Linked DNA regions of Homo sapiens: region 2 is linked to region 1. The links are chromatin contacts, found by Hi-C in ENCODE. All regions are on one chromosome and are shown on one strand. The core of a region is the stretch at or near the end of the contact, and the rest is flanking DNA. Distances in the headings are between cores, read along the strand shown.

Region 1 (3,042 bases), core at 275-2,774:
ACTCCAGGCTGGGTGATAGAGTAAGACTACATCTCTTAAAAAAAAAAAAAAAGTCTTAGGAATCTCCTTGATGAAGCAGTAAAAAGTATTAATCTAAAAAAATCATGATCTGAATCTGAATCATTTTAATGGTCTTTGTGATGAAATGGGAAATGTTCATAAAATACTTGTGAATGCAAAAGTATGATGGTTTCAGAGGGAAAACTCTTGGGCATTATTTGAGTTATGAGCAGAACCAGCCTTCTTTAATTTTCGCTTGAAACAGTGACTCACTATGGTGATTCTGACATGAGCATTTTAGAGATATTTTCTCAAACAAAGTGAGCTTTTACTTTAAGGAAAACAACGGACGGTATTTGTTGCCAGTGATAAAATCTGAGATTTCACGTGATAGTTTGGGTTTTGGAAAATTATTAGATACTGTGAGCTTGATAGCTTCCTGTTATTTAGAATTTTTCTGATGATCTTGGTAAAAGTAGTAGTGAATACAACTTTTTTTTTTTTTTTTTTGAGATGGAGTCTCGCTCAGCTGCCCAGGCTGGAGTGCAGTGGCGTGATCTTGGCTTACCACAACCTCCGCCTCCTGGGTTCGAGACCAGCCTGGCCAACATGGTGAAACCCCCATCTCTACTAAAAATACAAAAAATTACCTGGGCATGGTGACGGATGCCTGTAGTCCCAGCTACTCGGGAGCCTGAGGCAGGAGAATCACTTGAACCCGGGAGGCAAAGGTTGCAGTGAGCCGAGATCACGCCATTGCACTCCAGCGTGGGCAACAAGAGCAAAACTCCCATCTCAAAACAAACAAAGCATATCATATGAAAGCCAGAAAACTGACTTAACCTGAGGCAGTATAGTGAAGATGTACTGCTGTACAAGCCAAATGAAAGCAAATTGCTTCTGAAATTCTGTTTGTAGAGATAGAGAAACCTTTGCCAGAATGATAGCTGCATATCAGGTACTGAACTAAGCAGATCACATATGAATACCAGCTCTTCCTTGTAGTCATTAAGATTAAAACACAGTCATCCTCTAAAAATATTTGTTTTCTGTATTAGCCAGACAGTTGTATTAAGTAGGTACCTGCTAGGAATTGCAATCCTTGCATCTTTCAGTTCTTTGACAATTCTTTCAGGAATGCAAATTACTTTTGTTTGGAGGGAGAGCTCCTGGGATCTCCATCAGACTTCCTGATAAAAACTACCCTGCAACTCCACCTGTCATGGCATCAGTATGGGAATTTTGTCTGTTGGAAAACTAAGACTGCCCTTTGCAACTATATGTTCAACACCTGGAGAAGATAACCAATAAATTGGGAGGGTTAATCTACTCTGATAAATGGACTTTTGACCAAAACTTTATTATTTGACCACTGTCATTCCTCTTTCTGACAAATGTGCCACATTGGTGCTATCTGGGTCTTTTAGAGATTTAAGAGTTAGCTTTTATAGTCCCAGAAAGGTCTGGGTGTTTCACTTTTCAAGTACATGGTTACCTTAGTAAGGGGCTGTTGATCTTTGTGGAAAGCCAAGAGGGAAATCACAGTACTTGTGATGTAATTATAGAGCTTTGTCTAAAGGATACCTTGCCTTACTGCCTTTATTCTAGAGGGTCTGCGAACTTTGAGAGGCTGTTATTTTTCTATCTTGGTGGCTTATGTCCCCCTTGTCAGGTCTCTGTATTCCATACATATTTGTTTACCCAGGTTAGGAGTTAGCAGACTTTTTCTATAGGGAGCCAGATATACAGTCACTGAAAAAAACAATGCAGTGCTGCCATTGTAGTGCTAAAGCAGCCATAAATAGTACATAAATGAGCTTTTCTGTTCAATTAAAACTTTATTTACTAAAACACAGTGGGTCAGATTTGCCTCCGGTTGTAGTTTTCATACCTCTGGTGTAGATCACATAGGATTATAGTGGAATGTCTTTATGTTACGGTTTTAGGGACTTTCCAAGGTTCCTGCAGACAAACCAGTTTGATAACCACTAGGTTCCTGTTCGTTAAGCTTGCCTGGTACCACTTGAAGTTATAATTAAACAGTCAACAAAATCAGCCTGTGCATTTGAGTTTTGGTTTTAAAGCTTTAGAGCAGGGGTTGGCAAACTGCAGTCTGCAGGCCAAATGTGGCCAGCCTGTTTTTTTGTGATCCACAAGTTAAAAATGTTTTCCATAATTTAAAATAATTGAATAAAGAAGATCAAAAAAGAATGATATTATTTTGTGACAAGTTAAAAATTACATGAAATTCAAATTTTCATGTGTAAAGTTTTATTGAAATACAGCCACATTGATTAATTTATGTGTAGGTTATGGCTGCTTTCTTTTTCTTTTTTTCTTTTTTTTTGGGACGGAGTCTCCCTCTGTCGCCCAGGCTGGAGTGCAGTGGTGCAATCTCGGCGCACTGCAAGCTCCGCCTCCTGGGTTCACGCCATTCTCCTGCCTCAGCCTCTGAGTAGCTGGAACTACAGGCACCCGCTACCACACCCAGCCAATTTTTTTTTTTCTAAAGTAGAGATGGGGTTTCACTGTGCTAGCCAGGATGGTCTCGATCTCCTGACCTCATGATCCACCCGCCTTGGCCTCCCAAAGTGCTGGGATTACAGGCGTGAGCCACCGCGCCCGGCCAGGTTATGGCTGCTTTCACTTCACAACTACACAGTTGAGTAGTTGCAACAGAGACCTTTGGCCTTGGAAGAATTACTATCTGGCCCTTTACAGAAAAACGTTTTCTAACCTTGGCTTAAGATGGAGAACGATTCTTTAATGTTGTACTTAGTAACTGCCTCTTTCTTTGTCAGTGCCATGAGTCAAAAATTTATGCTGTGAATATGTCACTTTGTGTTTTTTTTTGAGACGGAGTTTTGCTCTTGTTTCCCAGGCTGGAGTGCAGTGGTGTGATCTCAGCTCACTCCAACCTCCGCCTCCCGGGGTTCAAGCGATTTTCGTGCCCCAGCCTCCTGAGTAGCTGGGATTACAGGCATATAGCACCATGCCCAGCTAATTTTGTATTTTTAGTAGAGACGGGGTTTCTCCATGTTG
Region 2 (3,042 bases), core at 340-2,839, 2.0 Mb before region 1:
GTGTTTTGATTTATCCAAACTAACTTAGCAACACGGTATTTTGAGTATTTTCCAGAAGTTTTCTTAAAACACGCAATCCAGCACATAAACAAATTTTGTACGGTGCAATGTAAGCAAATACTCAGAAAAATTCAATTTCTAAGCAGGATAACATATGACCAATATTGCCCTCAGTGGTTCAAAAGTCGCAGTAGAAATAATCCCCTGAGATAACCTGGAATTTACCTACCCAAGTATTCTAAGGGGTTCTCCCCGGCCACACAAACTATGATTCAAAACATCGTTCCGAAAACCCAGGTCCTGCATGTGCACAAAGGCGCAGTGCTGGAATGAGGAAGCTTCACCAAGATGAAATCACAACTCTAATTCATTAAAGAATATGCAGACTGTTTTCTAGAAAGACCCTCTTGTTGCGCTCCCTTTACCCTACCCTTTATTTAACCATGTAAACAGTCTCAATTATTGACATAAAAAAATAGCTTTCGATTCCCAAGTCTGGTAACACGGTTGGCCACCATCACTATTCCTTTAGCATCCTAAAATAAACCCCTCGAGCCGAGGTCAAAAACACGCCGGCTGAACGTCTGGTGTTTACATAGCCCAATCCCGGGCCCTACCCTACCTTTCCGAGCCACTTAAGAGCCATGGAACAGGCATCACATAATACACTTAGTAAAGAGACAAGTCACATGAGTCAGTGTCTCAGGTCTATGAATGAAAGATCTAAGCGTTTGTCTCAGCTAAAAGGAAAAAACAACCTCGAAAGGAAGGGTGGGAGGGGAGCTGGCGGGGGTGAGGGGAGCGGTGTTCCTTCCATACCCCTGCCGGGCGATTTAAACCCAGTAAGAGGCAAACGCAGGGCCGCCAGGCTGGCGGGGCCGGAGTCCTCGGGCGTGACAGCCCCTCAAGAAAAGCTCGCGGTTTCGCGCCCGCGTCCCTTGAGCCGCAGTCCTCGCGGCAGCCCCTCCACCCGCGGGCTGGGTGGGCGTGCAGGGCGCGGGAGACAGAGCCACCGCGGCCGGGGCGGCGGCCCTGGGCGCACTTCCTCAACCTCCAGCCGCCCCGTCCCCAAAACTGGGAGTAGAAGCAAAGGAAGAGCGAGGCGGCAGCCAGAGAGAAAGGAGAGGGAGCGGCGAGCCCTCGCCTCTGCAGCTAGGAGAGGCCAGAGGCAGGCGAGGGAGAGGGTGCGGCGATCGCAGGCGAACTCCGCCGCGGGCCGACGCTGGGAGACGACCAGCCCGTAGCCTCCGCCCAACACGGCGGGCGCGCCCGGGAGTCTCCGGCACCCACCCGGTCCCCATTCCCACCGCACCCGCTACCGGCCAGTCCGCGCTCTACTCACGCTCGGGGCTCTTCCAGGCTCCGCGGCTCTAACCGCATCGGGTCCCAGCCCCGCGGGCGGCGGCGGCGGCGCCGAGGGAGAGGAGAGCGGGCGGCACGGCCCCCGCCTCCCGGCCCCTCTCCCCCGCCGCTCCGGAGCTGCCCGGCCGGGCCCGAGCCCTGCCTCGCCGGCGGCCCCAGCCCCAGTCCCAGCGGCCGCGGCAGCAGCAGCCCGACACCTCAGCGGCCGCAGCGGCGGCACCGGAACTGCCGCTTTCTACTTCTCGCTCCCTCTCCTCGCTAGCCCCCGCCACACGCCCCCGCCCCCGACTCCTTTCTCCGTCGCCCCTGTTTTTTTTTCCTTTTGTTTCCAGAATAAACTTTATTGGTCTCTTTTTCCGCTCACATCGTGTAAACAAACAACGAACTCTTCCCCACCCCCTCGGCCCCCCCCCTCCTCCGGCAGAAGAGGGTAAGAGCTGAGGAGGGGCAGAGCCTACAATCCCCCGGAAGCAGATGCGCAAAGAAGCGGAAGCGAAATTGAGGCGAGGAGGAGCAGGGAGTGGGCAAATAGGGTAACAATATGTGCTACTGCGCCTGCGTCTTGCTTTTCCGCCCGAAGTTTATGTACAGTTGGGGCTGCTCTTCTGACGTTTGTTTAATGATCCGTCTTCTGCAGTAGTGAGGGTGTTGTGTCATCCTAGGACAGCGTACGTGTAGTATATTTGTTTCTACGAGCAGCAGGCGAGCTGGGGTAGAGATATAGAAAGGAATATTGGGAGCAAGTGGGTTATTTCACTTTTACACCCATAGAGGAAACGAGATTAGTTCGGGGGTGAGAGGAGGTGCGGTGGCTAACCGCCGCTGTCAGTGGCTAACCAGCGTGGTTATGGATTCTATAATAGAAAGAATGCTTTTTACAAAGCGTTGCTGTGCGTTCTTCTGCCGACATGGTTTAAGTTGTATACCATCCCGAAGGCGGAATGCACTGTCACAGCCCTCTGCAGTCCTTTGACTCACTTCGTGGAGACCTTTTGCTATGCCCTCATTTTTTTTTTTAAATCGAATTCTGATTCGAAGCAGCTTGTAGGATTCAATTCTAACTATTCAGAAGACGTGGGGGATTTTTCGCGTAATGCCAACAGAGACTTCAGAAATGTCATATAGGCTATAGATTTGATTCAAGGTAGTGTCTTGGTGCTGCGTACCTTAGAAGTCTGTTTGCTTGAGAGTAAATCAATCTGTTGACTTTTGAGATTACTACTGATAAGGGTTCGGTACTGTGCGTTTTTCTCCCCCTACTGGTCTTTTGTTGTAATATTGGAAAAGCGTAGGAGCAGTGATTAGAAGTCTGAGATACAAGTACTCCAGCATCGGTTCCTCCTTGAATTTTTAAGTAATAGAGGGCTTGGGAAGTGACCCATCCTAGAGATGTTACAGTCCTACTTGTCCTCTAGAGCAAAACTCTGACCAATAACAGTCTTCTCGAACACCGCACGTCCGTCCATACCCCAATGGTAAATGAGATGGATCTGTTCCTCTTTGTGGTCGTAGTTTCACTTGACTGTATTTCTTTCTTTTCTGTGTTTTCTTTCTTTCGTCCTTTTTCTCCCTTTAGCTCGGATTTTCATCTCACATTCCAGGGGTTTGTGTTTCTAAATGTTTTTCTCGAACCAATGTTCTTCAACAGTTTTAGAACACTGTTACTCCAGAGTACAGATT

Evidence for each region. A loop is a pair of places that touch in the nucleus more often than their neighbours do. Pooled maps may share reads with other maps.
Region 2: a loop to region 1 is called in a pooled map, with 5 times the contacts of the local background. The contact joins the promoter of PIK3CA here to the enhancer-like site in region 1. A Hi-C loop is called at or near these places in 4 of 50 pooled maps.

The regions. Positions count from the first base shown.
Region 1 is chr3:177,144,058-177,147,099 of GRCh38, reverse strand. The region is part of intron 1 of TBL1XR1 (TBL1X/Y related 1); the gene reads left to right. Among named protein-coding and RNA genes, the nearest start is that of TBL1XR1, 52 kb to the left of the region's middle. RefSeq lists a silencer at 2,265-2,559. Within about 2 kb of position 1,524, at least 8 of the 41 ENCODE cell types and tissues checked have a DNase peak (open chromatin) inside an H3K27ac peak, as active enhancers do.
Region 2 is chr3:179,146,904-179,149,945 of GRCh38, reverse strand. It overlaps PIK3CA (phosphatidylinositol-4,5-bisphosphate 3-kinase catalytic subunit alpha), which reads right to left and starts at 1,589. Exons shown (of 21, transcript NM_006218.4): 1 at 1,343-1,589. It overlaps PIK3CA-DT (PIK3CA divergent transcript), which reads left to right and starts at 1,973. Exons shown (of 3, transcript NR_125401.1): 1 at 1,973-2,030. RefSeq lists enhancers at 115-164, 726-1,225, 2,035-2,154, 2,765-2,874 and silencers at 965-1,014, 1,075-1,544.